Regions from separate parts of the Homo sapiens genome. Here all the other regions are linked to region 1. Evidence: chromatin loops called from intact Hi-C (ENCODE). Cell type or tissue: endothelial cell of umbilical vein. All regions are shown on one strand. Region 1 has its middle 550 kb from the start of LNCARSR. Region 2 has its middle 520 kb from the start of PSAT1. Region 3 has its middle 630 kb from the start of LNCARSR. Region 4 overlaps LOC105376097 (a long non-coding RNA gene).

Region 1 (8,000 bases):
AACAACAACAATGACAACAAAAGGAGTTACTCTGGGATGTATAATATTTGACAAAGAGTATCACGAGGACCTGGAGTTGCTGCTACGAAACCGGGCTGAGAGAAGCATGTCTGCAACTCTTCACTGGGGTGTTTTCTTTCTTTTACCCCTATGTCTCCTGGTAGCAATCAACAAAGATTGTAGCAAACATAGCCAAACAATGGCAAGGAACCAAAAAACTCGAGCTCTTTAGATATGAAGGCTGGGCTTACCCCGTCAAACAACTGAGACCAGATGAAGTGACGGAATGTGGAATGGATAGTTGAGAAGGAAGATTGTTGATGGGCCTTGGGACCATTTTCACCAAGATAGGCCTTGGGGCCATTTACAGCTGTGGCAACTGAAACTTGTTTCACTAATCCTTGTGTTAAGTATTTGTAGAGATTGAAACAGGCTAGCACCTTGACCACTCACAGACAGATTCGACTTCATGTAGGCATAAGTGGGTATGAGCAGTGTAAGGAGGGTCCTTTTTACTCAGACTCTTTACCTTAGCTCACCTCGGCTTCCAGCCATGGTTTCATCAGAGTGTTTCATATGAATCTCAACTCTATGCAATGGCAGCATCTTGCTGTGTCATGGTAAGTAGACATGTGCAGCATTTATTAGGAAGAGGAGCTAATCTACAGATATGCCTCAAATAATGGGGGTCCAGGAGCCAATGCATATCTGCTTTTCTTTTTCAAACTTTAAGTGGATAATCTGAAAGACATCCTGTAACTTAGAAGATAGAGGGAAAATTGAGCCCCAAGTGCTCACTGTGGTGATTAATTTGATTACAAGTGCTTACCAGCTTTTCCTTTTTCCTGTCTCACTCTTCTCACCCCTCACTCCAACTTCCTGGGATTATCTCCAGCACTCAAGTTCTTGCCTGCTTCTGGAGGGAACTCAAATTAAGTAATGAAAGCATATATAATGATGGGTGCTGATAGATATTATTGCTATCTTGGTCATTGTTTATTGCCTATATGCCCCTACTAGAATGAAAGTTTCCTATAAGCATATTTAATGGCTGTTTTCCTAGTGCCTAGTATAGTATCTGCACATAGAAGTTGCCTAAAACATAGTTGTTGGATGAATGAATGAATTCTTAATTTGGAGATAACATCCTAGGGAAAGAAATACCTTAATAGCACACTGGGCAGATAAAGCTTCAGACAGCCTGGCGTGAAAAAGATGCCATGTGTCTTGATCCTCCTAGATGTGGCCAAGAGAGTAGCTAGAGCCAGAGCATATGGACCCCAAGGGACTAGAGGGATAAGGTCAAGGGGTTGCTCAGACATGAACTCTATGGAAAGATCACTGAAGGCCATATGATACCAACAGATACCTCAGGGAACACCTGTGTGCACTGGACCATCTGCCCCTATGCTTGGTAAAAACTCAGTACTCAGAATTTAGATCCCAATCCACCAGAATTAGTTGATTCCCTTGGAGGAAAAAAAAAAAAAAAAAAAAAAAAAAACTTGATCTTTCTTTTGTCTCACTTTTCTCATCTGTTAAATTGGAAAGTGAGGAAGATTGGACAAAGATTAGATTCACTTTTACAAAGGTGTCTTCAAGAAGATAAGTAATATGCAAGGGTTTGTTAAGTAAAATAAAATATACCTCATACACCCGAGCTGTGGACTGGTACTTGGCCCATTCTGTGAATAATACGATTTTTACCAAAAGGTCACCTAAATTTAATTAGGCACTGTAAATATAAGACCAGTTTGAATAACTCTTACTTTGTTGTTTCATTCATTGAGGAAAATAATTATTACAGTTAGAAAGTTTGCAAACTTGTAACTGAGCTGTTAATCAAATTACCTGACTGGTTTTTTACATTGTTTCAAAACTACTAGCATTTAAGAAAAAAAGCAGTACTTTTGGTAAGTTTGCACTGGGAAATTCACTGGTTCACCCTTAACCTCCTCAGCATGTTTCTTCTCCTTCTAGGACTTAACATCTCCAAGTCATCATTCGAGGTGTTAATGCTGGAAGCTACAGAGAAGATGACAGGTTCCTCATTAATGTGATCATGAGACACGTCTCTGTACCACATACCTGCAGCACCACACAAAGCTCCAGTAGCAAATGGGTTCTGATCACGCAGCAATAGGCTGGCTGCTTCTAACCGTGCCTTGTTGGAAGGACAAAGTCATGCTGGGAGATAATTTTTATGTCATTAGTGGCCTAGGTTACAAGTCAGATGGGGGTGAGCAAACAGATCTTTTTAGGACTGTGTGATTACCTCTCACCTAAAGACACCTTTAAAAAAAAAACAATAAATAGGATTTGCCTCTCTCCAATATTTCCCCAAGACCACTTAGCGCTTATAAAAAAGCTTCTGTAGAAAACTTTCTGTAATAAAGGGTGTAAAAAGATCTAATTTTAATGAAAATAGACAAATGTTGTCTCTCTCTACCTGGAAGCCTTACCTCCCTTGAGCTCCACTTCAAGGCCCACAATAATCTGCCATTATCCTCTGCATTGAGTCAAATTTCTTTCTCTGATTTCTAAATGCTACCATCAATATTCTAACTAATGGAATAAATTAACATTTTTCCCTCATAAAAAATCTTTTATATACCCAGGCCCTGTGCACCTTTCCAGCCTCATCTCTCACCAACCCTGCCTGTGACCATTCCTCTTCCCAGATCTCTGACAATTCTAACCTGCTTGAGGCTTGTGTGAACTTGCCATGGGATGATGCTTCTCACTTCTGTGTCTTTGCACATAGTGCTCCCTCTTCTTGGAATGTTCTTCCCTCCTCTCCCCGCATCTGCTATGCTGAGTTCATTCCTGTTTGTCACTTGGACTCAGGGAAAAAGTTCAGTTAGGAAAAGCCTCGCAACTCCTGACCTGAATTCTGAAGGGTGAGTCTCTGTGTTCAGTTCTCTCACCTGCCAGATAACGTATTAACTATCTCTCAGAATAAGAAGGTGAATTCTGCCCCGAGCAGAACATGTCCTTTTGGTAATTGTTTAAGGACAAATGCAATTGTGCAAATCAAAGAAGAGTTGAAAGCCAGACAAACATTAGCCTGAAACTAGCCCTTTGACACACATTCTAAATGCCTGAACAATTATTTTCTTTTCTGCTGGCTCTTAAATAAACACATCACCAAGAATGACATTCAGCAGATGTGCACTGCTATTGAACTACTCCATAGCAGTTGGTAAAGAGCTGCTGTCCTGACCCGGAGGGTCACTGACCACCAAACCTTAGCTGCCTTGGTACCTCACTTTGGATACTTCCAAGAGCTCTTCTGCAGCCAAAGGGTTAAAGCCTGGCCTAGTAGGGGGCCTTCCAAAAACCAGCCCCAGAGCTCCTGCAGGTGTCCATTATAATTGGTTGGTGCCACACTAGTTATTAAAATACTTTAAATATAACTTCCTACAGATCACCAAATTTATGCAAGTTTTGAAGGAGCAATTGCAAAGATTCTCTGCTGACAAGTACAATAATAACACACAATGAGATAAGCCTGAATGTGACTGAAAATCAAATTTGCAGTTAGGAAAATATTCAATATAGCATCATGTCATGAGCCAAAGGAATCTAAGAGTCATGTTCAAACTACCAAGGAAAGGCAGCAAGGATTGAGGAAATGAGTGTTTTAAATTTCACATCTGAAACGGTTTAATTGAAATTATCAAATAGGATAAATACCTTTCATCATCAGACACTTTTATTTACTGCAGCAGTTCACAAGCGTAGGTGCTGAAGCACATTTTGGTTTAGTATTTAATAACTTGTCAAATGCATATTGAGCTTTTGTGAATTCAGATGCATCTGGCATGTGCAGGAGGCAATAATTACAGAAAATTTACAATTGGGGCAGTCCCATCATGTGACTCATTGGCATAATTAAGGATAGTGATGAAAAATAGAAGAGGTGGAAGGAAGAGGAGGTACACAAAGATTGTAAAGATAACACTGAGCCATATAATAATGCCTTCTGACTGTTGGAGATGCTTAACAGATAATATGTTGCTTCAGTTGTAGTGTTATTTATGGAAATAAAAAGAAATCCATAATAAATACACCAGAAATGAATAAAATACAATAACACATACACACAGAGAAATATGTTGATAAACAAATGTGCCAGAACCCACATTTATTAGGTGGAATCTGCATTGGCCCTGATAGGAGGGCAACTAGGGTGCTGTGTGAAGGAAATTCTTACCTTAGAACATCATTTCCTAACAGTTGGCCTCAGGAAAAGAAAGTAGACAAGCTGTAGAGGAGAGGATGTGGTTTTCAGAGGCCAAATGGACGTGTAAATTCCATGAAGAGATACTGAGATCCTACTATGTTCCGGATACTCTCCTTAGCCATGAAGGATACAGAGATGCAAGCAGCATGATCCTGTCCTTCAAGAATCCACAATTTAGTAGAGTAGAAAGAAATTTAAAAAATCCTAATAATCTACTTCAGGCTATAATGAGCAAAGCAATAGAGAGCTAGATGACACACAGAAGTGAGTCATTAATTCTGAACAAGAAATACTAGGCAAAATGGACATTTTGGATTTAGATAGGGACAGATGAGAAGGGTCTTCCTGAGCAGAGAAGGCGATGTATGATTCAGAGATGTAAAATCATTTACTTGGAGTGGCGGGGGACTAACTAGTTGTATATAAAACCTACACAAACCAGAGAAGGTGTAAAGAAAGCTTCTTCTATTCACATCATAAGAAACAGATCAAGGGGAATTTCAGCATGTTTCTACAATATTTTAAAATAAAGTGCCATACAATGACCAAGTTGTCTCTTTGGCAATAGTCCCTATCCCAGCAACACATGCCTGGCAACACTACTGGTGTATGCACCTGTAGAGTATCCCCCACCTTCGGAAATGCCCAGTGGGAACTGGTATCCATGGCACTGGGGCTGGAAAGAAAGAGTGGTATAAAAATAGAAAGAATGGAATTGCAGCCTCTTCATAAGGAGACACCACCATGGGGGAAAGAAATTAGGAGACTTAAGAGACGGTTGGACTGTGGCACCAATGAAGGCTTAGACTACAATGTCTAATTCTATGGCCACAATCTATGCATGGCTATTTAAATTTAAATCAATTAAATTTGAATTAAATTAAAAAGCCAGTTCCTCAGTTGTGCTAGCCAAATATCAAGTGCCCAATAGCCACAATGACTAGTGGCTACTGTGCTGATCAGCACAAATATAGAACATTTCCATCATTCTAGAGACTTCTATTGCACAGTGCTGGCTTACAACTTTAGAAGTAAAAGAGAAGAGAGGATTAAAGAAAGGATAAGCAGGGGGTAAAAATGAAGACAAAAAAAACTAAAAACCCACAAAACCTAAACAGGAATATTGAAAAAAAAGTAATAAAAAGAGTATTAGACCTTAAGAATGAACAAGACTAGCTAAGAACCTTTTTCTCATCTTATAAACTATTGTCAAAGGAGAAGTGGGACAAAGGCTGATTATAGGGTCAGGAACACATGAGATTCCTGGCCACATCAATCCAGTGCCAAAGAGAGGATGAGTAAGTGACAAAACAAGTTGGGAATGCAGTTGTTCTCATTTCCTCTTCATGCTGAGTTTACTAAGCTCTGCTGTTTCCTAGCCAGACCACTTAAACTCATTCATTTCACTTTTCCACTCATAAACTTGTGCTAATAACTTCACCTGTAGCACTGGTTTAAATGATTAAATGAGATAATGCATGTAAAATTTCCTTATAAACTGCTTGCTTCTTTGTAAAAGTTATTATAACTACTTTTTAGTTTTTCTTTTGCACCTTGATTAAATATAAAGATATTTTAGTTTTTCTTTTGCACCTTGATTAAATATAAAGATATTTTAGTTTTTCTTTTGCATCTTTATTAATTTTGTCTCTCTCTTTGGGCTATGAGATTATAATCTCATTATAATTAATTAATAATTAGATTCCTCATTCCACTTTGTCTCTCTCATTAGATGAGACTATATTCATTTTAATTCATTAAAATGAATTATAAGTGATATAACCTTATGATAAATTATGACTTTCATTCTTCCAACATGTCTTAGTTGTTTTTTAATGTTTTCTAACCATTTCTCTCTCACTAGATTGTAAGATGTTTGAGTTTAAGAACTCTTTCTAAGACGGTTCCTCATTTTTGATAAGGCCAGGTCAATAATTTGCAGAATATTCATTAAAATTATTTAGTGATCCAGTTAGTCAAACATTCCAGGGATATTTCAGATTTGGTGGCCCAGGATACCACCCTGAGATGGAGGTTAGCATGCAGGAGATTTAGTAGGAAGTTCTCATGGAATTCACATCTGTGCATGGAAGGGGATTTGAGCAGCAATATGGACTTGGCTAAGTGATCAGCCTATCTCAGAAAGCTGGAACAACTCTTCAGATTTGGAAATAAGAGGACTTTATACCCCTGTGTTGATAATATTTGATTGCAGCCTCTCCCGTGGTGAGGCAAGACCTCAGAAGAAGCAGTTGTTCACAACCAAGATACTGCCCAAACAGGGCAACTTCTGCCCAAACAGGGCAACATTAATGAAAGCAGCGTGGCAAGGGAGGAATGATGAGCGTGGATGGTTTTCAAAATCCAGGAAGCCAACTAAATGAGTACAGTGACAGCTGCTCTTTGAATCTTTGGATTAGGAGAAATGTCTTCAGAACTGTGGTTTGACTCTTTAGGAAGGCATGCCCTTCATGAATTTCAGGTTTTTTGCAGAAATTCTCAACAAGGCCACCACTTGCCAAGAATAAAACTTCATGACTTCATATAACAAGGGTCTTTATGGTGTACAGCAGTGGTGCCTTTAACGATATCAGATCTAATATTTTTCCTGGCCCCTATTTTCTTTCCTCCAGGCTCCCATTAGTGCTATTTCTTTGCCTACACATGTTTTGTTCACGCCACAAAACCTAATCCTAATCCATTAACTCCAACTAAAATTGTCATGTCCTGTAAAAAGCCTTTTTCATATCCCATTACTTCTCTGAATTTTCTAGCCCTTTATCTGAGTCTCTCACATTTTGGGTACTCATTTATTCAAAAAGTATTTGTCAAGTGTGAACAAGAGTAAGATAGGCAGTCTCTAAGGTGGCTTCGGAGACCCCTCCTCCTGCTTTCCATGCCCTTGTGTAATCACCTCCTTCCCTCAATTGTGGGGTATACTTTGTGGCTTGCTTCTAATGAACAGAATAAAGAAAAAGTAAGGAGTTCTCAGTTCTGAGATTAGATTACAAAAGACAGAGTCTTTCATCTCCCTTGCTCTCCCTTACCCTCTGAGGAGAGCCAGCACCATGTTGGGAGCTGCCCTGTGGAGAAGCCCACGTGTCAAATAACTCAGTCCAATAACCTATGAGGAACTGAATCCCACCAATAACCACATAAGCAAGCTGCGTCTAGATCCTTGACCTACAAAAATTTTGAGAAGGAATATTTGTTATTTAAAGCTGTTAAACTTTGGGGGTAATTTGTTACATAACTAAACTAAAACATAGAGCCAAGCACAACTACTAGGAAGTGATCACATCTTCTCTAAAATGGTCACTTTTTATTCCCATATATTTTGCTCCTATTGGCTCATAGGCCCCTTGAAGAAGGATTCTTCTTCTGGGAAATATGCACTATGTACATGAGGGTGTTCACAAAGTGCCCTCCTGTACCCAGCCCAGCCAAGTGAAGCCAGCTCAACTCACTTCCCACTTTGGCCACCATTTTCCCATGTTCACCACCCAAAAAAAGTCTATTTTGCCAGAAATGGTCAAAGATTTTTGTAACGCTCCATCAAGGAAGGGCATGGAAGAGACATCTGTGAGCCTAGAGGAGGAAGAAAAATCCTTAGCCAAAACTGCTAAAGAAGCTGGGAGGAGAGAGGAACCAGGAAAGAATGTAACTCAACAGCCAGAAGCAGAGAGGAGAGATGTTTTGGTGTGTTCACTAGTGAGATGCCAGAAAGATGTGCTTGAAAAGAACAAGAGGAATC
Region 2 (8,000 bases), 190 kb after region 1:
TAACCATCTTAGAAGTGAACATTCAGCTATAATCTAGTCCCATCAGAAGCACTGGAATTTTGTGAGGATTACTCTTATGAGCGATCAGGCCTGACTCTCCAAAGGAAATAGTTACAGAGAGAAAATCCAAGCGATTATAGGAAATCAATACCCAAGAGCAATACTATTCCTACATTCAAACCTTTAGGTGAAACCAAGTCCTAAACTAGATTAGTGATTATTCACTCAACATTGTCTTCAGACTCTCAGCTTCATCCACTATTATGAACCAATCCTGAAAGAGATTTAATGCATGCAGCTATTAAGCTCTGGAATTAGTCTTGCTGCTGCCTTAAGCAATTAATATCCTCTTTGCCTGAGAGTGGAGTATCCTGACACTCCTAGGTGGCCACAGAGTCACAACCCTATTTTCAGTATCTGCCCAGGTGTCTAATAAGGACATCTATTTCTGCTATCATGCCTGACAGTATATCCCTACATTAATGCTAGTTTTCCTGTTATGGACTAAATGTTTGTGTTCCCGCTAAATTCATATGTTGAAGCCCTGACCCCCAGTGTGGCTGTATTTGGAGATGCTGCCTCTAGCAAAGTAATTAAGGTCAAATGAGATCATGAGAATGGGCCCTTATCTGATAGTATTAGTGTTCTTATAAGAGGAGACAATAGAGAACTCAGTCTCTTTCTCCACATATGTGCACGAAGAAAGTCCATCTGAGGACGCAGTGGGAAGGTGGCCATCTGTAAGCCAGAAAGAGAGCCCTCACCAAGAACTGAATTGACCAGAACCTTGATGTTAGATTTTCCAGCCTTCAGAATCGTGAGAAAATAAATTTATGTTGTTTAATCCACTCAGTCTATGGTGTTTTGTTATGGCAGCAGAGCAGGCTAAGACATCTCAACTTGAGACTCTTGAATGGAGCTCTTAGTAGGTTTCCCCCAAGTCTCACCATTATCTCTGTTTCCCCAGCAATGTGGTTACTGCAAACTTGTGGATACACTGAAGTCATAGCGTTTCCTTATTCCTCTTCTGTGGTTCTGTTACTACTTGAAACACATGCAGACATGATCTCCCTCCAAATTGTCCCATTTATGCCATTCTCATTCCCATACCCTCCCCAATCATCTCTTTTGGCTTCAAATGAAGCCTGAGATTTCTATGCCCTTAGACCCTGCAATTTGAATTGTTGTCCTCTCAAGCCTGAAGCCTAATCCTACAATTCTGTTAGTTCTAAAGCTGAATGACCAAGGCCTATGTCCTCTTCTTTTTCCCTTGCCTAGCCTGAAGCACAGAAGCCCAAGCATGGAGCGGTCAAGCCATTCAAGTTTGAAAAATAGTTCCCTTCTCTAGCCCTGATGTAAGAGCTAATCTAATTATCAAACCTTACTCTACTTCTCCATGGATGAGGCTGAGATTTTATTTTCTTTGGTGGGAGAGAAGAACAGAAGAAATACACAGTGAGTACTTTGGTGCACCATCTGGTGTGCCCCTTTAGGACCTAAGCACTGATCCCTGAGCTCTTAGAAATGCTGGCTTCTGATAACTCACAGCTGAATCACCTTCTAAGAACTGAATTGAACCCTACTGAAGAGAGCCACCACATTCAAGGTGATTCAGTTTCCTGGGGTAGCCTATGTCCAATTACAGGTAGATTTGGGGGCACCAACGCTAGCTGCCTTGCCTCAAGGTAGCATAAGTCAAAGAGCCATTGAAGGTTTAGAGCTCCCAGCAGGATTGGCTGGGGCCTTGGTTGAGATTGCATCTCAGTTCAATTTTCCCGTCTGCTCAATCCTAGTTCTTTCACTCACTCACAAGCACTGATTCTGAAGGTGTTCGCAATAAACCTCTGCAAATAAGTATTCACCTTAGAATCTATTTCCTGTGGAAGCCAACCTAAGACAGGTTAGGCAAACAACTAATACATTGCTAGTGGTATAAATTTTTCTTTAAGATATTCTAAAAGGAAGTTTACAAAGTTCTTTTCTCCTCTGCTCAACTGCCCATTGATCAAGAGCTCCATTCCATACCTTTCTTTACATTAATCCCTGGAGAGTGTTAGGCTTGCATAGTTCTGAGTTAAATTCCAATGCTTCCATGGTTGACTAAGGTCAGCTGAATTTATGGGTCACCCTTAAGTAGGTTAAGTAGATTGAGCAGTACACTGCCTGGCTTGCCTTAGGCTCTCAAAGGAATAAATATTCTTTTATAAAAACACACCACACCACTGCTCCAATTAGGATATGTGTTTCCTATTCTATCAGCCTTGTGCTTCATTCGCTATTTCAAAAATAATACGGTACCTTCTATGTGCAAGGCATTGTGCTTATCAGGGACTATGGAAGTACCAAAAATCTGTCACAAGCTTTTCTCTAAAAAATTGGATGCCATACTGAAAACAGTGAGAAGCATTCAGTAAATGTCAACTCAAGATGAGGCTCCAGGTTAGATACTGTAGGAGAGATTAGGGAATATAAGACAAAATGTGCCCTCAGATACAGTACCATCTAGTTGAGGAGAGAAGGCTTTCAGAAGGCAATATATGCCCAGCTCCAGAGGAATGTTTGCTACAAAAGCACAAAATGTGACAGCATTAAAAGGGGCAAAGAATAACAAAAAGAGACTCCCAGAAAGAGGGCAGCAATAAATAAAACGTCACCTCTATAAAGTGGCCTGGGCACAAATCAAGGCTAACTTTTCACTCGATTGCTCCATTTTACTTTCTCAGAAGAGATCTTTTTCCTTCTTTCACATAGAAGAAAATTGAATTTTTTTCTTGTTAGGAAGACCCTTCAACTTCAGACAGTAAACATTAACCTCCTGCATAATGAAACCTCAAGACTGGATCTCTAGGAAATTTTCTACTTTTGCCAGTCTTGTGAGGAAGGTGTTCATTTTCATGGCTGGATTGTCAACTTCTTCTGCTTTATAAACTTTTTGTTTCTAATGATAATTTTGGTAGACTTTGAAGGAAATCAGCTCAAATGTTGAACTTCATTTTCTGATTACTTATTACACACACACATACACAACAACCACTATTTGAAACTCATTTCCTGAAAGGTTAAGGTTTAAATGAAGATTGGCTGACCCATTTTAGAAGCACATTAAATGGGCTTGGATTGTCTGCATCATACAGTGGGCAGATTTCTCATGGTGAAGCAGGAGAATAGGGTCTAGAGGCAGGGAGCCTGGGGCTGTTTTGCCCCGACTTCCTGGAACTAAATTGAAAGGAAAACCCTAACTTTCCACGCCTGGGTAACAAAGGGACCAGAGGCTACTCCCTTTGCAAACCCCCAACCTTTTCTGCATGGCAGATGAGAAGTTAGCTTTCTGCAACCTATCAGACTGATTGCCGGTGGAGTCTTTGTTTGCAACTTTGTAAATTCACCTTAGCCTCTGATTGGTTGAAAAAAGCAACCAATCAGATGTTTGCACAGGAGTGTGACCTTTGTAACGCCACTTCAGCTTCTGATTGGTTGCTTTCGGCAACCAGTCATACCAATTGGGGTCCACCACTTCATTTACATGGGTGAGCATGAAGTGGCCAATGGGAAACCTGTAGGGGGTATTTGGACCGGAGAAGATTCTGTATCCAGGCCCTTGACCTGCTGCTCTGGCTGCTCCCGCACTGTGGAGTATACTTTCATTTCAATAAATTCCTGCTTTTGTTCTTTTGTTGCTTCATTCTTTCCTTGCTTTCTTGGGAGTTTTGTCCAATTCTTTGTTCAAAATGCCAAGAACCTGGACAGCTTGCAATCAAGACCCTCTACCAAGTGACAATGGCGTCCATTATTAAATGAATGACAAATGATTGGCACCCTTCCTTTCCGTGACCAAAACTATTGATAGGAGACACCTACTGGTGGTTTCTAGAAATTACAACAGCAGGTTCAGCATAAAGATCTCGGTGAGGGCTGATAACTGGATCTTTATGAGGGCCAAAAGTGCATGAGGCAATGTCGAGTTTTTTCAGGGAGGGAGGATATGGGATTCCTAGTTTAAATAAGGTAAAATCTTATACATTTCTCCAGTAACAGAAGTGCAATGTAACAATTTCATTTTCTCTACCACTTAAATGAAAGGAGAAAGAAGTAGATGCTTTAAAGTATATTTCATTGGTCAGGACTAACATAAAATAGTTCAACAATGATGTCACTCTTTTGAAGATCAGTATTTGAGTTAAAATCACAGTAAGAATATAAATTCAAGACTTGAAACCACTCTAAGAATATCCTTACTAGAGCTATTATAAACTTTCATTTTCTACCTGTAATTCATGAAATATATCCGTCCTCTTTGCACCTGATTTTCAAGTTAGCTTGCATCTCTGCACAGCTTTAATGTCACTGGTGACTGGTCATATATGGCACTTTTCTTCAATGGTAATCTTATTTTTTCTCCATTACTGAGTGTTTTCCATTTCAGCCTTCTACTAATAGTCTTGCTTTATTGAGTTTATTGGACTATCTGAGGCCATATTCCAGATATTTATTGGAATATCTGAAACTCCATTCCCCATGCACATTTCCTTTAAAGAAAATTGGGTATCCATGTGAAACATGTGGCAATTCCAGACAGGAATGTTCTCGAATACCAGAATCTTGACTTAAATTTGCAGGTAAGGCCATCAGAGCTGAGCTCACACTGGGGCATAAATACCATAAATCTGGCTAAATTAGTTATCTTAAGCACAGATATTTATGAAGTTTGTGCTTGTGCAGGTATGTGTGATGTAAATAAGTAGTGTGGGTCTGGTATTAATTTCAATACCTTCACGTCAGAAAATTAGAAAACCTCCTTAGAGGTTCTAATGAGGCCCAGATCGTTTGCTAGAAATGTTATCCAGGTTCAGTGTCTGTTGATTCCTTTCTATGCCCAACACTCTTCAGTGGAATAATAGTTTCCTCATATTAGGGCTTATACTCATTGCAGGGGAAATTATCACTCTTTGTCTTCAAGAGTTCAAGACTTTATGAGTTAATAAATTCCAATCCTCCAATTCTAGGGAACACAGAGATCAGGAGAAGAAACCTTACTTTCCACTACAGATGTTTCTTTAAGCGCCCACCTTATACTAAGCAATGGGCAGGAAAGTAGGAATACATAGTCTCTCGCTTTGAAATAATCACATTCCAAGGAAGGAGATAGTAAGTAACATAGGCAATTATGACGTGACACAAACAATTTCTTTGAAAGAGAGATATTTGCAAAGTGTGATCATTTTTCTAAAAGATGCAAAGCTAGTTAGTGGCAAAATGGGAATAAAGACTGGGTCTCTGCATTTCATTCTGCTGTGCCTTTCACAGCACCACAATGGCAACCCCAGAAGAAACTTCATGTTTTGTGATAGACACGCACGCACACAGCTCAGGGCCCTGAGGCATCTATAAATGCTGAAAAGCGCTGACAGGAGAACAGTATGCCTGCCATCAGCTGTATCAGACTTTCCTAAGACAAGATGAAGCCACAGCCTGGAGAGTGTATCTCCTTCTCACCCATCTCGCCCCAGGGTCATCGTAGCCATGGCCTAAAGCAATGTGCTCTGACATAAGGCATGGCAACCACAGCAGATAAAAAGGAAAAAAAAAATGGGGTAAGATTACTTTTTTTGCTATCCTTCCTCTCCGTGGATGTGAAGGATCCATTTATTAGTCTCCATTAAAATGCAGGGGAAAGACAGGTAGTATGATAGCTATATTGCATTTGCATGATCAAATTACATAAAGGCATCCTGTGTACATGCTTTCTACAACACACATGGTTACATTAACCTATAACGTAAGCGTCTATGAAATGTATGTGCCATCAACATCTTAGATGAAGGGTAAATAAATCTCATGGGTGAAGATAAAGGAATATATTCTTTCTCTACAAGTTTCCAATTGACACTTCTTTCCTCTAATGCCCATTTTTAAAATCTTATTTCTTCTTAAATTTCATCTACCACCTTCAAGTTTCTTGCAGATACCAACTAATAAACTGTTTAATTGGTGATAATGGTAAATTAGTACCAATGGCCTGGTAAATCCAACATAATGTGCAGACCTAAAGGATACTTCAGAACAAGTTAACTTTTAATTTCATGCCACCTCAAGTATTACCATTAAGATAAAAACTTTTGCACTGATTGAGCCATTCTGTCAAAGTGACACAATTCCTGTAAATACTATCCAGTTTTAGAAGCTTCAGCTTCTTTTTGTAGTTACTTATCTACATGTTGTAAAAATCTACACTGTCCCTAGCTAATCAGTCTCAGAAAATATGTAAAATTTACAATCTTACATGTTTTATTAATAAGTAGAAATTATAAATTCATTGAAACTGTAGTTTAAAAAATATCAGAAATACTGTACTATTCTTCCCATTAAAGACCAAGGCCAAGAATATCTTTATGATGTCAGAGTAGAGAAGGGTTTCTCAAAGAGAACCCAAAATCCATGATTCATAAAATAAAATCTTTTATATATATGTGTGTAAGGTGCAATATACACATATTTGTATACTTGAGGTGGCATGAAATTAAAAGTCATCTTGTTCTGAAGTATCCTTTAGGTCTGCACATTATGTCGGATTTACCAGGCCATTGGTACTAATTTACCATTATCACCAATTAAACAATTCATTAGTTGGTATCTGCAAGAAATTTGAAGGCCGTAGATGAAATTTAAGAAGAAATAAGATTTTAAAAATGGGCATTAGAGGAAAGAAGTGTACATATATACATACATATATATGTACGTACATATATACATACATATATACGTACGTACATATATATGTACGTACATATATACATACGTATATATGTACGTACATATATATGTATGTATATGTATACACATGTATATGCATATATACGTGTATAATTATACATGATTAATCAAATTATGGAAATTCTAAGGGCATCTAAACCAAGGAAAAAGACAAGGAAAATATTGGGAGATAATTTCACAATATATATAACAGGAAAATGTTAATGCTTAGAATACATAAAGAGCTCCTAAAAATAAATAGGAACAAAAAAAAAACCTAATAGAATCATAGACAAAGAATAAATATTCTCAGTAGAGAAAAGTATATCCCAATAGCCAAGAAAATGTTTTTAAGACTCCCAGCCGTTTAATCTATAAGAGTAATAGAAATTAAAATAACCCAATACTAATCTATCAGTTTTTAAACAATTCAAATATTTATAACTCTCAACTGCTGTGAGAACAGAGAAATTCTGGAGTCTGCACAATGCTAGTGGGATGATTAAAAAGGGGGTAATGGTGGAATTTGAGGAACAATTTGGCCACCTAAGCAAAATTAAAAGTATGCATATCCTTAAAAAAGAAGTAGGCACAGCCTATGATCCAGTGAAGACACTTGAAAAGAAGTCCATGCTTGCCCATAAGAAGAAAACATAAAGCATATTTATTGTGTTAATATTTGTAATTGGAACAAAACTAAAAACAACCCAAAAGCTCATGATTAGGGGAATTTACACATAAAACAACACTGTTACATACTTGACTAACATGTATCAATGAAAATTAATACTGTGGCCAGGCATGGTGGCTCACGCCTGTAATCCCAGCACTTTGGGAGGCTGAGGCGGGAGGATCACTTGAAGTCAGGAGTTTGAGACCAGCCTGGCCAACAGGGAGAAACTCTACCTCTGCTAAAAATACAAAAATTAGCCGGGCATGGTGGTGCATGCCTGTAATCCCAGCTACTCGGGAGGCTGAGGCAGGAGAATCCCTTGAACCCAGAAGACGGGAGTTGTGGTGAGCTGAGATGGTGCCACTGCACTCCAGCCTGGGAAGCAGAGTGAGACTCCATCTCAAAAATAAAAAATTAATACTTTATATCTACATATAGCAAAATAGATATATCTCAGGAGCATGTTGAGTCAACAAGGAAATTATAGAATAGTAAATCCAATATCATTTATATATTAAAAAAACAGTAATATGATCATATAAACAGTAGCGTATCATGATTCCCCATATTTTTGGTG
Region 3 (8,000 bases), 81 kb after region 1:
GAGAGTTTAGGGACAAAGGTAAATATGGAAGAACACTCCAATGGTTAACTTACCACTGAAATAAGATGAGAGGGCCTCTGCTTACAGAAGGTCTAGAGATGCATTAGCTTTTTGAGAATACCTTTCTCTAAGTTACCTGTACTCGTGAGTACACAAGTTTGATTGCTGTACCAAAGCCCTAAATATAAGATATAAATGCATTTCTCTTCCATTAAAGAGTGTGAGTGTGTCAGTAATCGGCAACTCGAGAATGTTGGGGAACCAGGTTCATACCCTCTTATTGCTCTGCTCTCCCACCATGCCACCCTCATGTTCCATTTAGTCCAAGATGGTTTACCACCAGGTTCTTGTCTCAATCAGTAGATATAGAAAGAAATTGTAATGGGAGACACAACTATATTTTTCTTTAATGATTTTTTGTAAAACCACTTTTACTTAGTTGTATGACCATGCCTAGGCCTGAAAGAAGCTGGGGAAAGTAGTTTTTAAATGAACATTCATGTAAATAAAAATATAATGCTATGGGAAAAGAAGGGAATATATACTGAGAGACAACAAGGAGTTTCTGACACAGTACTATTACCAAATAATTCAGTACAAGGAATAAAAAAATTTTTATGAGATCCAGCCTCTGTCTAGCATCAAAACACTCACTGGAGTCACTACATAGTCAGAATCCTCTCAGAATTAAATGTGAGTAGGACATATTTAACTTTAAAAGAAATACATCATACACACACACACATACACACACACACACACCCCTAAGAATCACCAAAGTGCTGGTCCTAGTTACAGCAGTAAACTGAGTCATGAGAATAGTAAATGCAGAAGCATGTTGAATTACAATTATATAAGTAGCATAAATGACACACTCTAGCTAAGGTTTTATGAATAAGACCTCAACTGAATATTGTTTACCATCTACCCTGCAATGTTTACATGTTGCTTTAGAAGTTTCATATCATTTTCTGAATGGAAGTTCTCGTTGCCATTCATTTCCTTTATTCTTTCACTCTGCAGCTCATGACACCCTTTCAAAAATTTAACACTTAATTTTTTTCTCAAACTTCTCACCCTATTTTAGTATGCACATATTTATTGTCTCTCAGCCAAACGCTGGACTTTCCTTTATTTTCTTCCAATATTATTAGTGATATTAGCATATCTCTAGATGTAATGTACCAGCATTTTCATTCATCATTTTTCACCATCCACCAACTCTGTTCACTTACCAATTTTTGTAACAGAAATATCTTTCACTTCATCTTGTGTCACAACTTTGGAATTTTTTATTGACTATCTCCTTTGCTTCAAACATATTTTATATGTCTCCAAATCCTATCAAGTCTCAAACTTCTCAGAAAATCATCCCTGCCTTCCTGATGTCTTTGCTGACTATTTTATGATTAGTCCTAAAATTATAATATATTTCATGGCAGTTCATCTAAATCCATCGATAACTGCTCCACTGTCTACATTTACAAATCAAACTCTTTGATCTGATCCTCGGGATCCTCCATAATTTGCTCTAAACTTATGTTACTCTAATTCACCATGTTAAGCATTTAGCCCCTCACTACTCAAAGTCTGTACTCTGACCAGAACAGATCAACCTCATCTTGAAGACTTACTGAATCAGAATTTGCCTTTGAACAAGACTCCTCCCTTTTCAGGTGGCAGATTAGTATTGGTTTTACCACACAATTCTTGGCACCAATGAAGACCTTACTCAATGTTATCACTATAACCTTGTGTTCATTCTTCTGTTGTTTTGTTCATTTGCACTGGGTAGACTGTAATCCAACTTTGTCACAGGCCCCAGTTTGCTTTTTCCTAAAAGCTAATTCAAGTTTTACCTCTAAGACTTTTTAATTTGGTAAATACTTGATTGCTGATGTGACAGTTTTCCAGTGTAATATTCAAGAAAATGGCAAGCCAGGGTCTCTGAGCTCTCATGAATTTACAGGTTCCTCCCTCCACACTGGCTCATGAGACCTTCAGTAATTGGGCTTGCCTCTGTGAAAACATTAGCTAGAGTGTGTCATCCTAGAACCGCATCCATTGACTTATAACCTTGAACTCTTGCCTGTCCTTTGCTTTGCTTATTTGCAGATTTGGTTGTAATTCAAAATAAAAACAACATTAATTTCATCCAATTTTTATTCTATTGTTAGCTACTCATCATTACTCTCATCATGTAATTATTGTTATGATGATTATGATTTAAGACCAAGATGTCATCATCTTGAACAAAAGGGTGAAAGTTGACTTTACATCTGATAATTGATGTATCATGGCCAAGGCTGATGATCGGTTAACAATAAGGATCTGGTCTCCATAGTGAATAAGCTTCTTAGAGATAGCCACTGACTCATTTTACCTGGATTATTTCTATAAGAAACATGGTATGTCATCTCATTATAGCCAGATAATGGTGGCTAACCGTCTACCTGTAGGAACAATACAGCCACAGAAGAGATGTCCTGCCTTTTCAGAAAAGCACAAACTAGAATTATACAAGATTTTACCAAAAAGGCTTTGAACTCACAAGTGTACAATATACTTAAGTATTCCCAAGGATTTTTTTTAATTAAATGTTACCACCTTTTATGAATTTGCATGGTAACTTCAGTCCTCAGACTATACTCTCTGGGTCCACTTATTCTCTCTCCATGAGCTCTCACACTCATGCCAGTCATGCTTTCATTCCCAAAACTGCATGGAAACTACTATCACAAGAGTCTGCATATCTTCAACTCCAAGCAAAATCGTTAATCCTCATTTACTTGAAGTTTGAATGGCATTTGACATCCTTAATCATTCCTTCCTTCCTGAGACTTTTTCTTCTCTTGGCTTTGTAAGATCAGGTTATCCTGAGTTTCCTTCTACCCCACTGGCTTCTCCTTTTCAGGCTTCTTTGTCAACTCCTTCTCCTTTTTCTAACTTCTAAATGTTGATGTTCCTTGGGATTAGTGCTCAATTTATTTCTTCTATATCAGATAAACTCAGCCAGTCCTATAATTTTCAATACCATTAAAACAAACATCAATAATCATTAATAGTTACATTTTTAGCACAGGCATTTTCCATAAACTTTAAATTTTTGTATCCAATAGGCTATCTGACTTTTACTTGAGTATCTACCAAACATATTAAACTTCACACATCCAAAACAACTCTTAATTTCCTCCTGCTATAGTTTGAGTGTTTGTTCCCTCAAAAACTCATGTTGAAATATAATTGTCATGGTATTGGGAGATGAGATCTTTATACATGATTAAGTCATGAGAGTTCCACCTTCATGAAAGGATTAATGCCTTTATTGTGGGAGTGGGTTCATTATCATAGGAGTGGGCTTGTTACAAAAGGATGAGTTTGGCCCCTTCCTCTCTCTCTCACTCTCTTTTTGCCCTTCTGCCTTCCACCATGCTAAAAGGCAATCATCAGGTGCCAGCTCCTTGAGCTTAGAATTTCCAGCCTCCAGAACTTGAGCCAACACATTCTGTTCACTATAAATTACCTAGTCTGTGGTATTCTGTTACAGCAGTACAACAAAGACTAAGACGCCCTCATCAGCTTTTAACATTTGCCAACTAAGCAAAAGGCAATACCAATTACCCAATTGTTCAGAGCAAAAACCTTGTAATGATCCTTGGCTCTTCTCTTTTTCACATACCTTGCTTCCCATCCATATGCAAATCCTGTTGGTTCTATATACAAAATATATTTCAACCCAATTACTTCTTAACAAATCCACCACACTACTGTGCAATACCTTTTGCTGAACTTCCACAATTTCTTTTAAATGGTCTTCTCATTTCCACTCTTGCCCTAATATAATCCATCCTCTTCCTACAGGCAGAGGGATTCTATTAACATGAGTCAGATCCTGTTACACATAGCTTAATACTCTCCATACTCTCCAGTGGCTTCTCTTTACACTTACAATAAAATCTAATCTCCTATCTTTGCTACCGTGGTGCATTCCCTAAGATATTTCTGTGGTGTATTTCCTGCCTTGCATTGCAATGATGTGCCTAGGTGAGATGGCAGAAATTGTTTAGTGTATCTTAAGCTGAATTTCAGAGCCGGAGCGCAGCCATTAGAAGCAATGTATCAGGGTGATCAACTTTTCCTAAGTTGACTGGGAAGATCCTGGTTTTAATATTAAAACCTTTGTATTCTTGGAAAATCCCCTCAGTCCCAGAGAAATTCAGACCATTGATCACAACACAATGTGTTCACACCTGTAATTATTGAGTCCTTTCTCACAGTGGATCAATAGAGTCACTGTCTTGTATTAATCATGTATTTAAATAGGCTTTTATGGGATCTAACCACAAATTTGCTGTACATTATAAACAACTACTCTAGATTGCACACAACCAGTTTTCAAGGTAAGAGAGAGACTACAATTTGTTTAGAAATTTGTATGTCTCCTGAATATGAATGAACACATAAAATCAAACGGTATTTTTTGTATAAATTTATGGGATACCAGTATAATTTTCTCACATGGATACACTGCATAGTGGTGAAGTCAGGGCTTTAGTGTATCCATCACTGGGGTAATGTACATTGTAATTCTCCCTTCCCACCCCACCCTTCTTAGTCTCTCTTGTCTATCATTCCACACTCTATATCCATGGTGTACATGTTATTTAGTGCTCACTTAAAAGTGAGAACATGTGATATTTGTCTTTCAGTATCTGGCTTGTTTCACTTAAGATAATGGCTCCATCCATGCTGCTACAACAGACATAATTTTATCCTTTTTTATGGCTGAATAGTATTCAATCACATATATATATTACATTTTCTTTATCCAGTCATCCATTGATGGACACAGGTTGATTCCATATCTTTGCTATTTTTAATAGTGCTATGATCAACATACAAGTGCAGCTATCTCTTTGATATAATGATTTCTTTTCTTGTGGGTAGATATCTAGTAGTGGATTATTCCATAGTTACATCTTGCAGGAATCACATTTACTCACTAGGACCCACAAATAAGGAAAGCATATCTTTTAACAATTAGATGAGAAAACACTTTTCCCATTAGTGCAATATTTAATATAGTTCTGTCAGTAGCAAGCTAGATATACACTAAGTACAATAATATACTTTTAATAAATCTCCAAATAAAATAAATATGAAAATACACAAGAATAGAGCTGTTATTTTAATTGTTTTCTACCCATAAGAAGTACTTTTGTGTTGAAGAAAGCTAAGAAAGAAAAGGAACAGATCCCTTGGAACAGGGTCTTCAACCCGCAGGCCACTGACCCTTTCTGGGCCACAAAGCAGGAGGTGAGTGGCAGGTGAGCGAGTGAAGCTCCATTCGTATTTACAGCTGCTCCCCATTGCTTGCATTACTGCCTAAGCTCCATCTTCTGTCAGATCAGGTGCAGCATTGGATTCTCATAGAAGCACTAACTCTATTGTAAACTGTGCAAGTGAGGGATCTAGGCTGTGAGCTCCTTATGAGAATCTAATGCCTGATGATCTGTCACTGTCTCCTATCATCTCCAGATGAAAAAGGAAAACAAGCTCAGGGATCCCACTGATTCTACATTATGGTGAGTTGTATAATTATTTCATTATATATTACAATGTAAGAATAGAAATAAAGTGTACAATAAATGTAATGTGCTTGAATCATCTGGAAACCATCCCCCCACCGATCCAGTCAGTAGAAAAATTGTCTTCTATGAAACCAGTTACTGGTGCCAAAAAGTTTGGGGACCGCTGCCTTAGAGGGTTGCAATTAAAGTTTTATTATTTTATTTTTGGCAGCTAAACAACTGAACTGCAAAAACACATTGATCCCCTATTTTCAGATTTGTAACAAAATAAAAACAATGCAAATGGGATGATAATAGATATCTGTTTCTAATGAAAAGTGTCTCTATATTATTTATATTAAGTATCTACTTATAAAACACTTACTTTATTACCATTACATGTTCATTATAGTGTCCCATTATACCAAATAATTTTAAAATTATTCATTTTAAAATACTTTTATTTAAAAAATTTATTAAAAGGAGACTAATGCCTTCATAGCCATGATTAGGCAGTATTTTTATAAATAACATTCTGTTTTCTTTCTAAATATACATACTATTTTTTCCTTAACTATTTACTGGTTCACAATAATTAAATTTTCTCATCTTCACATTTTTGAGGGATGTAACAAACTCTTTTGGTTAAAAGTGCCACCTTAAAATATTTATTAAACAAATCATAAATGTCTAATTCCTCCTTCCATTTAAATAAGCAGGAGAAAGAATTAAATAATTCTGATGACACGATCTGTGGTTTTTGCTGATTTTTGCCTTGCCTTAGTGGCTTATCATCTTTAGCCAGTGAATTATTCTTTCATTTTGAGCTCATCTTGTCCCTGATGGCCCAATTATTGCTTCTGGGTAATGACCCAGTCAGATCTTATTTAGAAAGAAACTTACTCTTAAACAGCACACAGCGATGCCTTTTTGACCTCAAAGAAGCCACAAAAGACATCTGCATTATCATACAGAGTAAAGTGGGTCCAGTAAAATTAGGTTCCAGCTGAGAAGAAAGCTTCCTGAAGACATTTGGTGCCTCAGAGTCATGGACTAGATCAAATTTTCCATTAGAAATTGTAATTGGTTTCATTCTTCATTCTCCCAGATGTCATTCATAAAAAATTATTAGGCGGTCATGTTTGACCACAAGGTAGACCGTTTTATGCAAACTTGAATCTGCTCTGTTACTTAGCTAAACAATCTAGTTCTTTAAAACAGTCCTCTTCAGATTTGTTTTCACCCCTTCATCATTACTGCACATGGTATTTTTTGTCTGTTCTGTTTTTCATGTTTTAAAAAGCAAAGACCAAAACTGGTTATAGCAAAAACTGATTTCTCCGCGCACTGGGGAGAAATGCCCTCTAGTGTAGATGCACAAAGAAGGAAGTGCTTGACTCTTCTTTTTATAGTGAGAAAATCTTAACTGAGAAAGATAGATTACATGGAAACACGTAATTGTTCAGTTTATGTTGAGACTTAGCCTCTGTTTTTTGAAAATTCACACAGTTCAAACAAAAATTCAAGATAAAGTTGAAAGCAGGGAGCATCTGGTTTTTGGGGACAGCTAATACACTTAGGCTGTGAGGAGCATAGGAATGCTAAGAGAGAATGAAGCGGTAACATTGATGGCAGTGAGAAGAAGCAGGGTGTCACACTAAGGCCAGCCAAGACCCATGCAGCATTAAGGCCATAGGCTTCCAAATGGGGACTTCCCTGGCTGATCTTTTATTAGTGTCACTTGAGTAGTTTTGTGTGTTCCTTGCCCCCTTGGCAAAAACTGAATCTATATCCTTCCCTGTCTTTTAGCTTTCTGCATCACTATTTCCACTCAAATGACAGTGTGATATTCTAAGGAAGTAATCAGTTAATAGCCAGATGTTATAGCCAAATTATGAATCTTTCTCTGATGAAAGGTGATCATAACTAATTTAACGTCAATAATTTTCTTTTCATCTTTTTGGTGCAGTAAGAGGTTGTCTTTTCATCCCTACATCATGAATGAATAAGTACAAAGTCCCCTAGTTCTCTTTACTGAAGTATGGCTAATTACCCTGAAAGGACGAAACAAATCATAGTTATGAGCAAGGTGAAGACATTTCCTTCCACCTCCGATCAAATTCATTTCTCTTCCTCCTGTAACCTTATAACTCCAACTCAAGGTGTATGTTTCCAAGGAAGGTCATGTTTTAAAATATGACTTTAAGCCCATAGATTTTATGCAACAGTCTCATCCTGAGCAAGCACACTACATAAATCCAGGTATTATTGCTGTTGTCATTAAATCATGTTAGTGGCTTAAAGCAACATTTCTCAAAATGTTGTCACCTGACCAATGCATTAGCATCATCTGGGAACTTGCTAGAAATGCAAATCCTTGGCCCCACTCAAAACCTGCTGAATTATAAACTCGAGGGGTGAGGCCCAGCA
Region 4 (8,000 bases), 140 kb after region 1:
TTGCATAGAGGTGTTTGTAGTATTCTCTGATGGTAGTTTGTATTTCTATGGGATCGGTGGTGATATCCCCTTTATCATTTTTTATTGTGTCCATTTGATTCTTCTCTCTTTTTTTCTTTATTAGTCTTGCTAGCGGTCTATCACTTTTGTTGATCCTTTCAAAAAACCAGCTCCTGGATTCATTAATTTTTTGAAGGGTTTTTTGTGTCTCTATTTCCTTCAGTTCTGCTCTGATTTTAGTTATTTCTTGCCTTCTGCTAGCTTTTGAATATGTTTGCTCTTGCTTTTCTAGTTCTTTTAATTGTGATGTTAGGGTGTCAATTTTGGATGTTTCCTGCTTTCTCTTGTGGGCATTTAGTGCTATAAATTTCCCTCTACACACTGCTTTGAATGAGTCACAGAGATTCTGGTATGTTGTGTCTTTGTTCTCGTTGGTTTCAAAGAACATCTTTATTTCTGCCTTCATTTCGTTATGTACCCAGTAGTCATTCAGGAGCAGGTTGTTCAGTTTCCATGTAGTTGAGCGGTTTTGAGTGAGATTCTTAATCCTGAGTTCTAGTTTGATTGCACTGTGGTCTGAGAGATAGTTTGTTATAATTTCTGTTCTTTTACATTTGCTGAGGAGAGCTTTACTTCCAACTATGTGGTCAATTTTGGAATAGGTGTGGTGTGGTGCTGAAAAAAATGTATATTCTGTTGATTTGGGGTGGAGAGTTCTGTAGACGTCTATTAGGTCCGCTTGGTGCAGAGCTAAGTTCAATTCCTGGGTATCCTTGTTGACTTTCTGTCTCGTTGATCTGTCTAATGTTGACAGTGGGGTGTTAAAGTCTCCCATTATTAATGTGTGGGAGTCTAAGTCTCTTTGTAGGTCACTCAGGACTTGCTTTATGAATCTGGGTTCTCCTGTATTGGGTGCATATATATTTAGGATAGTTAGCTCTTCTTGTTGAATTGATCCCTTTACCATTATGTAATGGCCTTCTTTGTCTCTTTGGATCTTTGTCAGTTTAAAGTCTGTTTTATCAGAGACTAGGATTGCAACCCCTGCCGTTTTTTGTTTTCCATTTGCTTGGTAGATCTTCCTCCATCCTTTTATTTTGAGCCTATGCGTGTCTCTGCACGTGAGATGGGTTTCCTGAATACAGCACACTGATGGATCTTGACTCTTTATCCAATTTGCCAGTCTGTGTCTTTTAATTGGAGCATTTAGTCCATTTACATTTAAAGTTAATATTGTTATGTGTGAATTTGATCCTGTCATGATGATGTTAGCTGGTTATTTTGCTCGTTAGTTGATGCAGTTTCTTCCTAGTCTCGATGGTCTTTACATTTTGGCATGTGGAACCCTTAATGAGCCTGTAATCATTGGCTTTCAAGCCTTGGTACAAAATATCTCCATGGCCCTTTCTCCCTTAGTTGAATTCAAGAAGCAGATAGACATTTGAAGAAAGCAACTCCAAAAGGCATAGCCTGGCTAAAAAATAGGTGCCAGACAGCTTTTCCCTGTTTGTCCTGCCAATTTTTCTTCTTTACATATAGAGGAATAATACTGGACCAGGAATATTCAGTTTTCCCTTCTGGGGGATTTATTCATTCCTGAGCTCTGAGCACATACTGTTCTGGAATGCCTACTTTGCTGAAAGCAATTCCCTCCCTCTTCCTAACCTACTGTATTTAGCCAGTTTTGCATCACTAATGAAGAAATACCTGAGGCTGGGTAATTTATGAAGAAAAGAGATTTATTTGGTTCACGGTTTTGTAGGTTGTACAAGAAGTATGGCGCCAGCATCTGCTCCTGGTCAGGACCTCAGGAAGCTTTAAATCATGGTGGAAGGGGAAGGGCGAGCAGATGTGTCATATGGTGAGGTGGGAGGAAGCAAGAGAGAGGAGGAGGTGACAAGCTATTTATTTATTTATTTATTTATATTTTATGGTTTTTTTTTAGACAGAGTCTTGCTCTGTCACCCAGGCTGGAGTGCAGTGGTGCCATGTCGGCTCATTGCAACCTCTGCCTCCAAAGTTCAAGACATTCTTGTGCCTCAGCCTCCCGAGTAGCTGGGACTACAGGTGTGTGCCACCACGTCTGGCTAATTTTTTGTATATTCAGTAGAGCCAGGGTTTCACCATGTTGGTCAGGCCGGTCTTGAACTCCTGACCTCAGGTGATCCACCCACCTCCGCCTCCCCAAATGCTGGGATGACAGGCGTGAGCCACCATGCCTGGCCTTAAGCTCTTTTGAACAACCAGCTCTCCCATGAATTAATAGAGTAACAATGCACTCATTACCACAGGGAGAGCACTAAGGGATTCATGAGGGATCTGCCCCCATGGCCTGAACCCCTCCCACTGGGCTCCACCTCCCACATTAGGGGTCAAATTTCAACAAGAGATTTGGAAGAGACAAATATTCAAACCATATCACTACCTTTGATTTTCCCCCTGCAAAGCCCAAAAATCACACACACACAAAAATGGTGAGGGTTCAATAGGGAAGGAATAAAGGAACAAGGAGGCCGGGACAAGAGGTCAGTACTGAGAAAGTCCAGCCTGGAAATTTTTGAGTCTTGGGAAAACTCGCCTTTATATTCAAGAATAAAATTACCCCCATTTATTTAAGTAGGTCTTGCCTTAACGGAAAGGGAGTCTATCTTCTCAAATAAGTGGGCTGAGCCAGCAGCTCATTTCTATCTTGTGTTTTTTAATTGAAAATTATTATTAGTATCACTTGATTTACTTTTACTGTTCATAACCAACATCGTGAAAAAGCTCAAATTTGAACAGTTAATGGAAATAATTAGGAAACGACTTCAGATATTTTTTAAGTTGCTTGCACCCTATTAAGCAAGTAGTAATATTGTGAAATATTGGAGTCTATCACTGTTGTTTGTTTAATAGACCATGCCTCCATTTTGTTTTACTGTTTATGCAGAACATTTTGACTTTCAGAGAGAAGAGATTTTCACAAATGCTATTTAAAATGCTTTGTAAGGAGAGTTTCTTTGGAGCTGCCACACCAAAAGTTTGATTTGGAGAGTCAGTTAAGTATGCCTGGAAGAAACTAAAATAAGTATTGCTGTCACTCCAAGCATGGCAATGGTCTCTAGAGGAAAATCCCTTAAGAAGATGAATTTTAAAATAATTAAGCCAGTTGTGTAATGGAAATAAAAAAAAATTTGCCCAGGGTCAAAATATCTTTTTTTTCCAAAATAATATGTCATGTGTCAAATGACTCTAAGCCTTATTTTTAACATATTTCTTTCTTTTGTCCCCCAGGCTGGAGTGCAATGGTGCTAACTCGGCTCACTGCAACTTCTGCCTCCTGGGTTCAAGCGATTCTCCTGCCTCAGCCTCCCAAGTAGCTGGGATTACAGGCGCCTGCCACCACGCCCGGCTAATCTTTGTATTTTTAGTAGAGACGGGGTTTCACCATGTTGGCCAGGCTGGTCTGGAACTCCTGACCTTGTGATCCACCTGCCTTGGCCCCCCAAAGTGCTGGGATTACAGGTGAGAGGCACTGCGCCCAACCTGCATATATTTTTATATGATGTCTGTTTCAGTGTAAAGACCATGTGAAAGCTCAAAGCACTTGGAAATTTTCTCATTGGATGTCTTCACATATTATTTTGTAAAGCCAAGAAGTAAATAACATGGCTGAGATGATGAAATTTTGAGGTCAATTAATTGTTCCCAGATCTCACAGCAAAATCATAACAGAATTGACTTTGCCTCAAACCTCAGTTTTCTTTTGCCCATCCTGTGTTACCGCTGGGGACCTGCAATAAAATCTTAGGTATTTAAGGTGGGTAGCATTTCTCCTACGTACTAACCAGTGGTGCCCACAATGCTCACCCCATTCTCATGCCTACAATAAAAAAGAACTGACAGTATTATCATCCTATCAGCATAAAAGGATCAAGAAATTTTTTTTCATATTTTACCTCACTGAATCACCAAAAAACTCTATAGTAGGAATTATGATCCCCTTCTTATAAGTGAGCTAACTGAGGGTGAAGTGTAGAATAACCTAATGTGATTAAAAATTACTGGGCAAGAATTCAAATATTTGCCTGATTCAAAACCTGTGCTCCCTCACCAGGCTATGGAAAGAAGCTTATTATCTTCCCTTTGCCAAAGAAATGTTTACAATACTTGCAGAATTACTCACAGGGGATCTCACGCCATATGGAAATTTCCCAGCAAGGTGGTTCCACATTTGCTTCCATGGCCTCAAGCTTTAGGACACATTCACTCTCATTAGGAAGAAAGAGATCTCTGTAAGTTGGTGTGGGGGATTTGTGGGTGCTACTTACAGAACTTATATTCTTCCTCTTCTAAGTGTTCTAAACAATTAATAGGAGGATTAAGATATAACATCATCTTCATTATCTGTTGTTTACATTGCCAAGTGCGAATCCATTATCTATTGTCTTCATTCTTCCTAACAGAACCCCAGTTTTGTTCAGTTATCTATGTCTCCTTTGCTACCAAAATCCATAGTTTCTACATCAACTGGCTTTATGGTCCTCCATTAAGACTTCAGTGCTGTGCAACTATTGAAACTGAAGCCAGTTTTCCACACCAACTTCCACTGAGTATGTTGTTAAGGTGAACTTGCTGCCTTTTTAAGCTTCAGATAAGGCTCCAAATGCCTCTTGGGGCTAAGTGCTGGTTGTGAGCCAAACAGAAATCAGAAATAGAAATGGTTCTCTATGCTACATTCAGACTTTGTGATTATTAGTTGCAATCCAGGATTCAGGAGAAAAGGCCAGGGCACAAGATGGTCAGGATGGGAACGTCTTGATACAGGAGAGGGAACATTATCCCTGGGATGGAGAGAACAGGAGATGCCTTTGAAAAAAAATCACTGGGATTTACCAATATTGAAGGCAGAAGAGCTGTATGGTATAACTGAAAAATACTGTGAAATTAGGCTTCAAATGACCTGAGGCAGAGTCCTAGGTATGCCATTTTCTGGTTGTGCAACTTAGGTACATTACTTTTCCTGACCCTCAGTCTTTGAAAGTGTTAATTAAGATTATCAATATTCAGCAGGATCATGAGACAGCCTAGATGGTCAATCATCTTCCATTCAAGTTCTGTTTTGTCTGTATCCCTTTTATCTCCTATTTTGACACCAGTGACCTTATACTTATGTTCATCATAAGTGTCATCTGGACCAGGGCTTCCATAGATTCATGGGCCACCACCCCCTGGAAGCCCCTGAGCCTGGAAAGTTAGACATGGCAATAACAACCCCACATATACCATTCATGTTCTGTTTTAGCTTATAAAATGCATTCACATACATTCTCATTTGGTCAACATAATAATCCCATGGGACCAGTAGTATTAAGACTTCCATTTTATAGATTATGATAAATTAGACTTAGAACATAGAAGCAATTTTCCCAAAGCCACTAGGCTAGGAAGTGGCAGAACAGGATAAAAATCCAGCCTGTTTGACAAAAATCCTCTGTTCTTCATGGTAGCTTAGAAGTGAAGATCAACATTATGGAACCAGGTTCTGTAGTACATGCTACTGATGCCTTGGTTTGATTTATTGTACCTGGCTGGCATCCCCACTCTCTCTCCTTCTGTGAGGGTTGGCTGCAACAGCTCAAAACCTTGTCCAGGTAACAGGTCTCCACAAAGTAAGCTACCTCCCACTGGAACATACCTGTGAGATTATGTCTTCTACTTCAGGGGCAGTCAACGGCCCACCAGAGATAGATTCTGGGGTACAAATTTCTGCCCCCATGCCTTAAGGTGGGACTACTCTGTACGGTTACTTACATTCCAGAGCTCCTTGTAGGATCAGACTGAGGCTAGACTTTAATTGAACTTCAACTGAATAATTGCCTAATTTATTCCACTTCTTTACCTTTCTTGGCTCACTCCCTCACAGGTCTCTCCTGAGCACACGGCTTCATAAACCAGCTGCACAAGCAACTGCATCTGGGGATCTGCTTCAAGAGAAACTTAACTAAAGCAAGAATGGGCTCTAACTTCAGGATACCTAGGATTCTAACCTCGTTCCATTACTTACCAACGATATGACCTGGGAAAAATTATATACCTGCTGTAAGCCTCAATGTCCTCATTTGAAATACACACATAATAGTAGGATCTCTCTTACAAGGTTGCTGAAAATATAAACAGTGGTTATCAATGGAAAAAGCTTCTCTCAGTGCTTGGCAAATAGGAAGCACTTAATAAGTGTTTTCCGGTATTTTTATGATTATCATCATTACTATAATTCCCAAGGCACCCAAAACCCATGCTAGTCCTCTGGAGACATGATTTCTCCAGCTCAATTCAACTAGGCTGCTGGCTGCTGAGAATAATAGAAGAGCTGCATTTTTAGAGACGGCAGCCAGGAGCTTGTGATAGAATGGGGAGAAACAGAATTCGAATGAGCAGAATCAGGAAGTCTGGATATTTCTGGATGTTTTCTGCTCATTCAAATAAATTTTGTAGACGTTTACAGAGTTCCATGTGCCAGGAACTGTGGTAGGTTCTAGATATCCAAGAGGAAATGTATTTTATTCTTTGCAAGGGGGGTTCATTTTGTGATGTAATAGTAACTCCCTCAAGTATTGGATACATAAAAGTATAAATGCTGGTTGTTAAATTATGACACACTGGAAATTCTCAGGTAAGTTTCTAGGAAGTGAAATAAATAGGCTTGGGGATACATCTAGTTGTAATATAATTAAGTTAGTTATATAAGCTTTTAATGGATTATATTTTTGTAAGTACCAATACTTGTAAAATTTTTGCTTTTAGCAAATTAGGTACCATTTGAATACACTGGCTGATGCTTAATAAGAATTAGAACTACATTTTGCTTGTTGTGTAAGTAAATATCACGTTACATGCTTGTTTAATGTTTGTGAAAACCATTCCAAACAATCTCTTTAGAATAAGAGTCTAATTACACATTTATCATTAAAATTACAGTGAGCTAATTGCCTTGGAGATATCTTTATCTCTCTTACAGCTTGCTTAATCCTAATGCATGTTTTAAATAATCATTTGTTATTTAATTAACTAATTAACAAACAATAACTGTCCTATGGAAAATCCTAAATTAAACACTTGAGACTTTTTAATTGAATGCTCAATAACCCAATATGGCACTTAATATTAGACCTTTTAAATATTGCAAAGATTCTATTGAATCACATATTAGTTTGCTCCTGTTATCTTTGGGGCTTAATTGGTAGAAACATAAACGGGCAGTTGATAATACACAAGGGGTAGCCAGCAAAGCAAGGCTCTCATGAAATAGAAAATATCCATTAATGGCTGCCAAGCAGCAAAGTGGGCCAGCCATACTGGCCAGCAACAAAGGCAGGCCATTCATTTAGGATACTCATGTCCTTGCCCCATGACATTAAAAAGCACAGTTTTAAAGATAAACACAAATAGGCCCAAAAGTCCATAGTCTGTGACGCAAAGCTGCTTTGAGCACACCTGGAGGATGGTATTTCCTCCTATGGTAATAGCAGTGGTAGATGGACTCAAGAGTATTCCTTTGTATCATATCCCCCCAGAATGATTGTTTTCCAAGTCTCCAGTCTAGCCCCCTCCATTTCAACTTTGAAAATGCTGCTAGAAAGAATTTCCTAAAAAGCGGATCTAATTATCAACTTCTTGTTATCACTTTCCCGTCACTTTCCAAGGGTTGCTTTCTAACCTCTTTGGTGTTTGCAGCTTACCATATTCTGAGCCCTGGTTTCCTAATGATTTCCTGACATCTCCAGCCATTTCTCCCTGTACCTTTTATTCCATTAGTGTCATTACCTTAAGTTTTCATGCTCATCTATTTTGTATATTACGTGCTCCTCTCTCTGGCTGTCCTACTTTTTTTTCATGGGTATATTCTTCAAAGAATTCTCTGCTCTTGAAACCAGGAGTCAGACGTACCGCCATCTTTTTCTATGTTTCCTTAATTATCTCCATTATATAGTATGTACTAAATTGTATTATAATTTTTT

What was found. A loop is a pair of places that touch in the nucleus more often than their neighbours do. Peaks named below come from ENCODE experiments on the same cell type or tissue, not always from the same donor. Only the 100,000 strongest peaks of a DNase experiment are listed, where the experiment ranks them.
Region 2: it touches region 1 in a loop (6-fold over the local background); 3 of 110 quality-filtered maps call a loop at or near these places.
Region 3: it touches region 1 in a loop (6-fold over the local background); 3 of 110 quality-filtered maps call a loop at or near these places.
Region 4: it touches region 1 in a loop (7-fold over the local background); 6 of 110 quality-filtered maps call a loop at or near these places.

The regions. Positions count from the first base shown.
Region 1 is chr9:79,010,284-79,018,283 of GRCh38, reverse strand. No RefSeq gene overlaps it. Among named protein-coding and RNA genes, the nearest start is that of LNCARSR, 550 kb to the left of the region's middle. In endothelial cell of umbilical vein, no CTCF peak of the experiment used is centred here; DNase peaks (open chromatin) are centred at 4,313 and 5,513; H3K27ac peaks cover 3,840 bases.
Region 2 is chr9:78,817,171-78,825,170 of GRCh38, reverse strand. No RefSeq gene overlaps it. Among named protein-coding and RNA genes, the nearest start is that of PSAT1, 520 kb to the right of the region's middle. In endothelial cell of umbilical vein, a CTCF peak has its summit at 3,848; a DNase peak (open chromatin) is centred at 3,840; H3K27ac peaks cover 230 bases.
Region 3 is chr9:78,928,982-78,936,981 of GRCh38, reverse strand. No RefSeq gene overlaps it. Among named protein-coding and RNA genes, the nearest start is that of LNCARSR, 630 kb to the left of the region's middle. In endothelial cell of umbilical vein, no CTCF peak of the experiment used is centred here; a DNase peak (open chromatin) is centred at 3,911; H3K27ac peaks cover 1,725 bases.
Region 4 is chr9:78,867,877-78,875,876 of GRCh38, reverse strand. It overlaps LOC105376097 (a long non-coding RNA gene), which reads left to right. Exons shown (of 4, transcript XR_929975.3): 3 at 5,906-6,081. Among named protein-coding and RNA genes, the nearest start is that of PSAT1, 570 kb to the right of the region's middle. RefSeq lists an enhancer at 3,433-4,632. In endothelial cell of umbilical vein, no CTCF peak of the experiment used is centred here; a DNase peak (open chromatin) is centred at 4,156; H3K27ac peaks cover 1,181 bases.